Regions from separate parts of the Homo sapiens genome. Here region 1 is linked to region 2. A link is a contact called in ENCODE Hi-C or POLR2A ChIA-PET data. All regions are on one chromosome and are shown on one strand. The core of a region is the stretch at or near the end of the contact, and the rest is flanking DNA. Distances in the headings are between cores, read along the strand shown.

Region 1 (4,167 bases), core at 1,593-4,092, 1.1 Mb after region 2:
TTCCTGACCTATCTATCCAACAGCTATTGGAACATTTCCACTTGGATGTCCAACAGGCCTTTCATACTCAACTGTCCAAAAGAGAATTCTTTACTTTTTCTCCCCAAACTCTTCCTCCACAAATCTTCTCCATCACTATCCATCAAATGGTCAATGCTTTTTGATTGTAAATGGTAAATGATCTACCTCTTAACTGAAGCAAAAAAACAGATGTTGCCCTTGATTCCTTGTTTTCCCCTTACTCTACATCTAAACCACGCAGAGTTGCTCTTCTCTACCATCAAAACATACCCCCAAATCCATCCATTTTTCTCTGTATTCACTGCTACACTCTTGTCTAGTTCAAGCCAACATCATCTCTCATTTGGAGTAATAAAATGACACCTCAAAGGTGCTTTTTGTAACTTAAGAAATCCTTCTCAGAGACATTTAAAAAAAAAGTTCTGGAGATAGATAGTAGTGCTGGTTGCACAATGTGAATGTCACTGAACTCAACAACTCAACATGGTTAACATGATAAATCTTATGTGTAACAAGATTTAACAAAGCAAACAAAAAAGAAATCTTTCCTAGAGACAATGGTCTCTTATATTCCTTTCCAAATACCTTGCAGCTGTGCCATTCACATTTAGGTCTTTATCTGGAAACTGTTGTCAATAGTTTGAAAGTAAGAATCTAATCCTGTCTGTATACCATAACAATGCCAGATATCTCAGCAACCATATATTTCATCATCCTTTATTGAATAGTCTATGCTTTCCCCCTGCTTTGCAATACCACTTAGTGGTATACTAAACTCCCGTATGTAAATAGGTATGTTTCTAGTGTCTCTATTCTGTTCCATGAATCTAATTCTCTATCCCTGAATCAATATCATACCATCTTAATAATTACAACTTTATATTAAGCTTTGGTATCTGATAGGGAGAGACCTTATTTTTCTTCTTCTTCAAAATTGACTTCACTATTCTTGGTCCCTTGCCTTTCCATATAAATTTTAAGTTCAGCATGGCAAATTCCATAAAACAATATGGTGATTTTAATTGGCATTACACTGAATTCGTAGAACTGAGGAAAACTGACATCTTTTTGTTGAGTCTTTCCATCTATTAATACGGTATATCTCACCATTTACTTGGGTCATCTTTTGTGTTCCAACAGAGCCTTACAATTTTCTGTCTAAAGGACTACACAGCTTTAGGTTCATCTATTTCTAGGTACCTTTAGTTTTGAATGCCATTATGAATAGTGTCTTTTTATTATTAAAACTCCTAGTTAATTGTTACTGGTATACAGAAGTTTTTAAATGCAGAAATTAAGGCCATTTCTGACATCCCCCTGGCCAAAATAACCCCTCTAGTCACTCTTTATCACATCACCAAATGGTACTTATTCCTTAACTGATTTCAGAGTCTCTCTGCCCCCACCAAAATTAGTTACCTGTTCACCATTGTATCCCAAGCGTCTAGAATAATAGCTGACACACATCAAGTGCACAAAAATGGAACTGATGAGATCAAGGAAGAGAATGTATGCAAGATGAAAAAAAGCAAATAAAAGATACTTGGGAAGAAGAAGACTTGGAGGCAATTTTTTTATTTTAAAGAGAGTGCAACAATATGGAAATCACCAGTTGGAAAAGATTTGAGGGATAGAAAGAGGGAACTAAATGGAAGAGCTGGGTTCCTTAGCGATCACATGAACACACACGATGTTAAAAAAAAAAAAAAAAAAAAAAAGGCAGCATGAGGTCGGGCGCGGTGGCTCACACCTGTAATCGCAGCACTCTGGGAGGCCGAGGCGGGGGATCACCTGATGTCAGGAATTCCAGACCAGCCTGGCCAACATGGACAAACCCCGTGTCTACTAAAAATACGAAAATCAGCCGGGCGTGGTAGCGCACGCCTGTAATCCCAGTTACTAGGGAGAATGAGGCAGGATAATTGCTTGAACCCAGGAGACGGAGGTTGCAGTGAGCCCAGATCGCGCCACTGCACTCCAGCCTGGCAGACAGACCGAGACTCCATCTCAAAAAAAAAAAAAAAAAAGGCAGCATGAGCTTAATGCGGGAAGTACAATTTAACCTAAGGAACAGAAAACAAGAATCTCATATCTCAACTAGTAAAAATAATGACAGTGTTCCTTTAGACTTACAGAACAGACTTGGGGAAAGGGAGTAACTTTAGAACCTTCTGGGGTCTTTCACTTTAAAATGACCGTTGCCGAGTTTAGAGCTCTCTCAGCATTCAATCTATTCCATCTCTGGGGTTAGAGAGGGAGCAGGAAGCGGTGGTCTGCAAGGCTCAGAAGTGACTGGTGAGGCCCTTTCCTCCTCCTCCTCATCTCTCCGTGACTACCGAGCCCGGGAAGACGGACCGGCAGGTGCACTCCCCAAGGCCTCGACAGCAGCCAGAGAAAGGCAGCGACAGGGAAAGACGAGTCAGGCTCGCGACCACCAGAGAGAGAGGCCCTCACGCCCAGCCGAGCGTCAGCTGGTCGGTCCGGTCCGCGCGCCAGACGGCGGTGCTCGGCCGTGCCCGGTCCCTGCCCTCCCCATTCTCCGCTCCCCACCGCGCCCAGCTGCGCCGACGCCCCCGTCCGCCCCCACACCACCCCTGCCTTCACGTCCTACCTGCCGGCAGGCGGACTCAGCCCGTGCCCAACTGCTCGTCGGACCCCGTTGTCTGGGGAGCCCTACTCTTTCCGCGGCTCCCGGCCGGGACCCTCCACCCGGCGGCTGGCGGCTCGTGACCCCGCCCCCTCGGCCCGCTCTGGGCCCGCCTCCCGCCGGCTGGCTCCACCCACAATAGCGTCCCTAGCGCGATGGCGTATCGGCGCAGGCGCACTCTGCCGGCAACGCCGAGGCGCTTCTGCATCTGTGGGCCGAGGTGTGTGGCGAGCGTCCGAGCGGCTGGGGAAAGTGGGGTGTGGGAACACTGAGGGGTCCCAAAGAAAGGGGAGAGGAAGAGAAAAGCCCCAGAAGCCTGTCCACCGGGTGCTGGGGGCACAGGGCGGTGTCCCCCACTCTCTCCGGGCCCTTCCTGGCGGGGCCGCACGGCAGTCCCCCCCTCGTTTAATCGTGGGTTTCCTGTGGGGCTAGGGCTCGCCCTGCGCCCAGGTGTAAGTGGAAGTTAATTAAATGGGCGTACGCTGAGTGGTTTGTTTCCAGCCTAGGTCCGCACGGGACGTGATTTATTTAGTGAAGGGGCACAAGATCTGGAGATCTGGCTTGTACTTTTTTCCTTTGGCCAGGAACTACGGCTTAATCTCTTCCTTTGGTCTCCTCATATGTAAAATGAGGTGGCTGAGGCCGGGCGCGGTGGCTCACGCCTGCAATCCCAGCACATTGGGAGGCCGAGGCGGGCAAATCACTTGAGGCCAGGAGTTCGAGACCAGCCTGGCCAACATGGTGAAACCCCGTCTCCACTAAAAATACAATAAATTGGCCTGGCGCGGTGGCTCACACCTGTTGTCCCAGCACTTTGGGAGGCCGAGGTAGGTGGATCATTTGAGATCAGGAGTTCGAGACCAGCCTGGCCAACATGGTGAAACCCTGCCTCTACTAAAAATACAAAATTTGGCCTGGCGTGGTGGCGGGCGCCTGTAGTCCCCGCTGCTTGGGAGGCTGAGGCAGGAGAATCGCTTGAGCCCGGGAGGCAGAGGTTGCAGTGAGCCGACATCACGACACTGCGCTCCAGCCTGGGCGACAGAGTGAGACTCTGTCTCGAAGTGTATATATACATATATATATATTATATATGTATTTTATATATAATATATATTTATTTTATATATAATATATAATATGTATATTATGTATATTATATATAATACGTATATTATATATAATACATATATATAATATGTATATTATATATTATATATAATATTATATTGTATATTATATATTATATATAATATATTGTATATTATATATATTATATATTATATATATTATATTGTATATTATATATAATATATTGTATATTATATAATATATTGTATATTATATATAATATACAGTATATTATATATAATATACTGTATATTATATATAATATATTGTATATTATATATAATATATTGTATATTACATATATTGTATATTACATATAATATATTGTATATTACATATATTGTATATTACATATAATATATTGTATATTA
Region 2 (4,251 bases), core at 1,125-3,624:
GTTTCCAGCACATCTCTTTCATTTCTGCTTAAATTTAGTAGCTAAATTAATCTGTAGCAAACTTTTCTATGGATTTTTGCAGGTGGGAAAATATACATAAATTCACAATGGATGGACCTTGCCTTCATAGAGGTTAAAAGGAAAATAGACATATATGTGATTATATATACAACAGTAAAATTCTATCAGTCCAGTGCAGTAGTACATAAAGTGCAGTACATTCCAACCATGGGGGGTCAGGGAAGACTTGGAAGCATGACCTCAAAGGGCAAATGTACAGGGAAAGTGAAGGGATCTGTATGAATAAAGGGCTGAAAAAAAATACGGTAGGCTCAGCACAGAAATCATGACAGGGTGCTTCATATTCCAATAATGAGTTGAGGTAAGGGGTGATATCATATGGCAGATTAGGAACAGATTCTCCAAAGCCCTTTATCCCGAGGTAAGAAGTCTAGACCCAGTTCTGTTGGTCTGAGGGATATTAAGCAGAATGACATGTTCAAATCTGTTATCTGAAGAGGACACTGGGGGCACTGTGAGGGAGAATGGGTTGGAAAGAGCCTGGTGTCAAGGAAACCAGTTTCACAGTATTCTAGGCTTAGGAGGAGAGATGCGAGTCTCAGTTAAGGCATTGGTAATGGGAATGGAGGCTAGTCTGTATTTCAGGAATGGTCAGATGATGTTTATAGCCAGCATCTGGTAAGTGCTGATTTCATTCTCATAACAACCATCAGAGCAGACTGTCGTCATATACATGAAGAAGCTGAGGCCCAGAGATGCTAAGAAACTTGTCTAACTTCTCCAAAGCCACTGCTTGGAGGAGTTAAATTTAGTTCTGTTTAGTGTTACCTGAGTCCATGTTTCACTTCCTATTTCTCTCTAGATTTGGAGGAAAAAGCAGTTCTGAAATTGTAAAATTTCTAGCCTGGTGGCTTTTGCTTTCATTAAGGAAGGAGGGAAGAACTTGTCCATTAAATGTTGGTACTCCTGAAGGTTCTGTTTTAGGCTCTATCGTCCTTTGTGATGCCTTTTTATGATAAAACTCAGTCATCCACGCTCACTCAACTGTCATCTAATTGCCTGCGAATCCATGTTCTTTAGTCTCCTGCAACTTGTGCCATGACCTGTATTTCCTGCTGCCAGCGGGTCACCTCCGCGGATATACCACAAGCATGTCAAATTGCCGAGGACACAACCATGCCATTCATTCTTCCCACCAAGCCAAAAGAAAATCTGGGTGTATCTGGACGACTCCTGTCTTCCCCTTCATATGCAGCCATTATGTTTCTAGAGCTAGAACCATCTGAAAATCTTAAGTCCTTTAGGGTTTTTTCGCCCCCTGCCTTTCTCTTTTAGCAAAGATAAATAAAAAGTGAAACAAATTGGCACAACTTGGAGGATGAAGAAGTAGCAAAAGACAAAGCTGTTAGAGGGATAGGAGAAAGTCATTTCAGGAAGGAGGGAATAGACATAACAAGCAAATTTGCCGTTCAGGAAATGTTTTATTTAAGAAAATTAATAATATTTAGAAAATAAATTGGATGGAAATAAATTTTTAACATTCCTTCTCTGATGAAGAACTGACCTAAAATGTAGTTAGTTCTTTATTCTTGCTTTTTAACCTTGTAGATAACATCATGTTAGTCATTTACCCCCATACAAGTTGAGCACTCTGTAAGGGATGTAATTTAAACATGTCTCAAAACCAAAAACCAGTCCATGGGCAGATCTTTTTATTGCGATAATATATAACTACATAACTGTAAATTGGAACCTAAAAATATATATTTAATATGAAATTAATTTTTTTTAATTAACCCAAACTTTAACTTTTTTATAAGGGGTTGTGTTTGAATGCTTTAGCCACTAGGCATGTGTTTTTCTTTCTGATGCTGTTGGAGCTATAAATAGTAGGTAGAACTGAATGAGATGGCATCACATAAACAACAGCCTAGCTTGGTCATTTCTCCTACTCAGATCGCGAGTCAAAATATTAAACAGTGGTGGTTTCAAACTATATGTAATTTCCTCAAAATTATGCTTCTCTAATATTTTTTCCATCGCTTTTTCCTCACCAAAGATTTGTTACCTCTCCCCTTATATAACTCTTGGTCATAACTCAATAAATTATTTTTTTAAGGAGTGGTACGTGAGTTTATGCTGTACGTGGTTTCTTTGGCTGATCTACTTGAGTCCTTAATTTTCTTACAAAAAGTAACCTGGAACTTATGGCTAGAAACGATACATTCTTACAATATTAATGGCCGAAGGAACGTTACTTCTTTGCAGAATTCGATAAAGAAATGAGAAATTCGGGGACCCGGAAACTTTTAGCGCTTGCCCTGAACAGCGGCCCGGAATCTCCCGCCCACCCGTCCCTGCCCGGATGCCTGCGCGGCGGCGGCGTCCTTCCCTCCTCGGCTGCGCTTTTACTCTTGGTCAGGGCCCGCTTGAGAGAGGGGGATTTTAGAGAGAGGGTGTGAAGGACGCAGGACCGCTTTCAGGCCGCCAGCTCTCAGGCCTCGCTTTCCGGTCCTCACTGCGCGTCCACACCTCGCCTTGGTTTCTTTTGTTTTATTCAAGCCCCGGCCCCGCGGTACAGCGGGGAGACTCGCCCGCGCCCACGGAAGAAGCCGAGCTCCTCCGAAGGGAGAACCAGTGATTCCACGGACCCCGGAATCCCCCGGGAGTGGGACCACCAGGCAGCGGGCGGAATTAACCCTGCCGCGGAGGCGCTGGGCGAGGATGAGGGCGGCGAGCGCGGAGGGGACCGAGTCACACAGCAGCCCGGCGGCCTCTGCCGGCAGGCCCCGCTCGCTCCTTTCGGCCCGACCCGGGCGGGGGTTCCGGTGCCGCCCTCCCTACCCCGCACGTAGGCTCGTGGGGGCGGGGACAGGGGGACGAAAACAACCGCGTCCTCAGCCTGACTGAACAGGCTCGGACTCCTCCGACGGCGCCGCGCCGCGCACAGATGAGCCTTTGTGGGACCCCGCGGAAGGAGGCGCCGGCCGCAGCCACATTCCTTTCCGGGCAAGCGCGGCCGCCGCCTGCAGGCACCGTCCGCCCCGCGCGCCCGCAGGCTCCTCCTGGAGGCGGGAGGCGGCGGCCGCTCGCACAGCGTGTTTTCTAAAGTTTCTGCTGACACAGCTTCGCGTACACATGAGCCGGCGCGGCCAGACTCACGCAGGCACCGAGTGTTTCCCCTGCGCCGTCTCGCGCCGCCGCCCCGCTACCTCGCCGCGCGCCCCTAACCTCTGCGTCCCGCGTGGCGCGCCCAGCGCTTAAGGTTTTATTTTTCCCCTACTTCCTTTGGTGCATCTCTTTCCCCCTCTCAAAACCACCACCCAAACTTAAAGGCTGGATGAGTTGGAACCCGTTCGCGTAATTAAAACGAGTGGCTGACGGTGGAAAAGCCAGGAACTACAGACGAAGGACGCCAGCAGGGCCGCGGAGCCCAGGCCGCCAAGAACAGGGCGGGGAGGCGGGGCGGGGCCGCGGAAGGGGGCGAGGTGGAGGGGCGGGGCCGGCGGGAGGTGGGCGGGGCGAGGCTGGCAGGCCGCCGCCATTGGCTGTTACCCGACGCACCGAGGCTGGGCGGCTTAGCCAGGCACTTGGATTCTATTTGTGTAATAGCTGCTTCTTGGAGCCAAGTGCATGCTCATCAACCTTCCTTGCTGGGAAAACCAACTCACAGCATTTTTTAAAAGCCGAGAAACGCCTAGGCTTGTAAAGTTTCATCTCCTGCCTGTGCTTTCCTGTTCTTAATTAAATGCTGAAGAGTCTTGTCGGGATATTACTTTTCATCCTGTCTCTGCCATGGAGACTTTGGGATCACTGGGTGGTCTCTTGGTCACTTGCAGGTGTTTTAGGTAGGATGTTGCAATCTGCAATCTAGGAACATTTGACGACTTTTTCAAGTAAGCTAAACAACACATGAAACTATAGTAGATTAACCAAGACATGCATTTAATCCAACTAGTAGCAATCAGCGACGGCCACTTTGGTTTTACACTTTTTGTTCACTCTGTGAACTATATAATTTGACCATAAATTCTAATTTGTTCTCTTGTTGATAATTCTTATGCAGATAACTTATAACTTATGTGTGTATTTTTATCAGACTCAAAGCAACTTAATTTTGGAATTCTGCAAATTTAATTGATGATCCATTATAACAACGTAGGGTTAGGGTTAGGGTCAGTTTTCGGTGTTGATGTAGAGACAGAATCCAAAAGTATTTTGAAATGTTTA

The links. Hi-C counts contacts between places; a loop is a spot of excess contacts on that map. ChIA-PET counts read pairs that join two places held with the same protein, here RNA polymerase II (POLR2A). Pooled maps may share reads with other maps.
Region 1: a map of naive thymus-derived CD4-positive, alpha-beta T cell shows a loop between it and region 2 (7-fold over the local background). The contact joins the promoter of GTF2H5 here to the enhancer-like site in region 2. A Hi-C loop is called at or near these places in 1 of 168 maps with a recorded cell type or tissue (naive thymus-derived CD4-positive, alpha-beta T cell) and 8 of 50 pooled maps. POLR2A ChIA-PET finds 5 or more read pairs at or near these places in 1 of 52 experiments (naive thymus-derived CD8-positive, alpha-beta T cell).

Annotation. Positions count from the first base shown.
Region 1 is chr6:158,165,508-158,169,674 of GRCh38, forward strand. GTF2H5 (general transcription factor IIH subunit 5) reads left to right here and starts at 2,843. Exons shown (of 3, transcript NM_207118.3): 1 at 2,843-2,888. SERAC1 (serine active site containing 1) reads right to left here and starts at 2,755. Exons shown (of 17, transcript NM_032861.4): 1 at 2,633-2,755. RefSeq lists silencers at 2,553-2,622, 2,663-2,842.
Region 2 is chr6:157,018,662-157,022,912 of GRCh38, forward strand. All of the region lies in intron 4 of ARID1B (AT-rich interaction domain 1B), which reads left to right. Among named protein-coding and RNA genes, the nearest start is that of MIR4466, 240 kb to the left of the region's middle. RefSeq lists an enhancer at 433-482 and silencers at 2,705-3,224, 3,525-3,614. Within about 2 kb of position 2,375, at least 40 of the 41 ENCODE cell types and tissues checked have a DNase peak (open chromatin) inside an H3K27ac peak, as active enhancers do.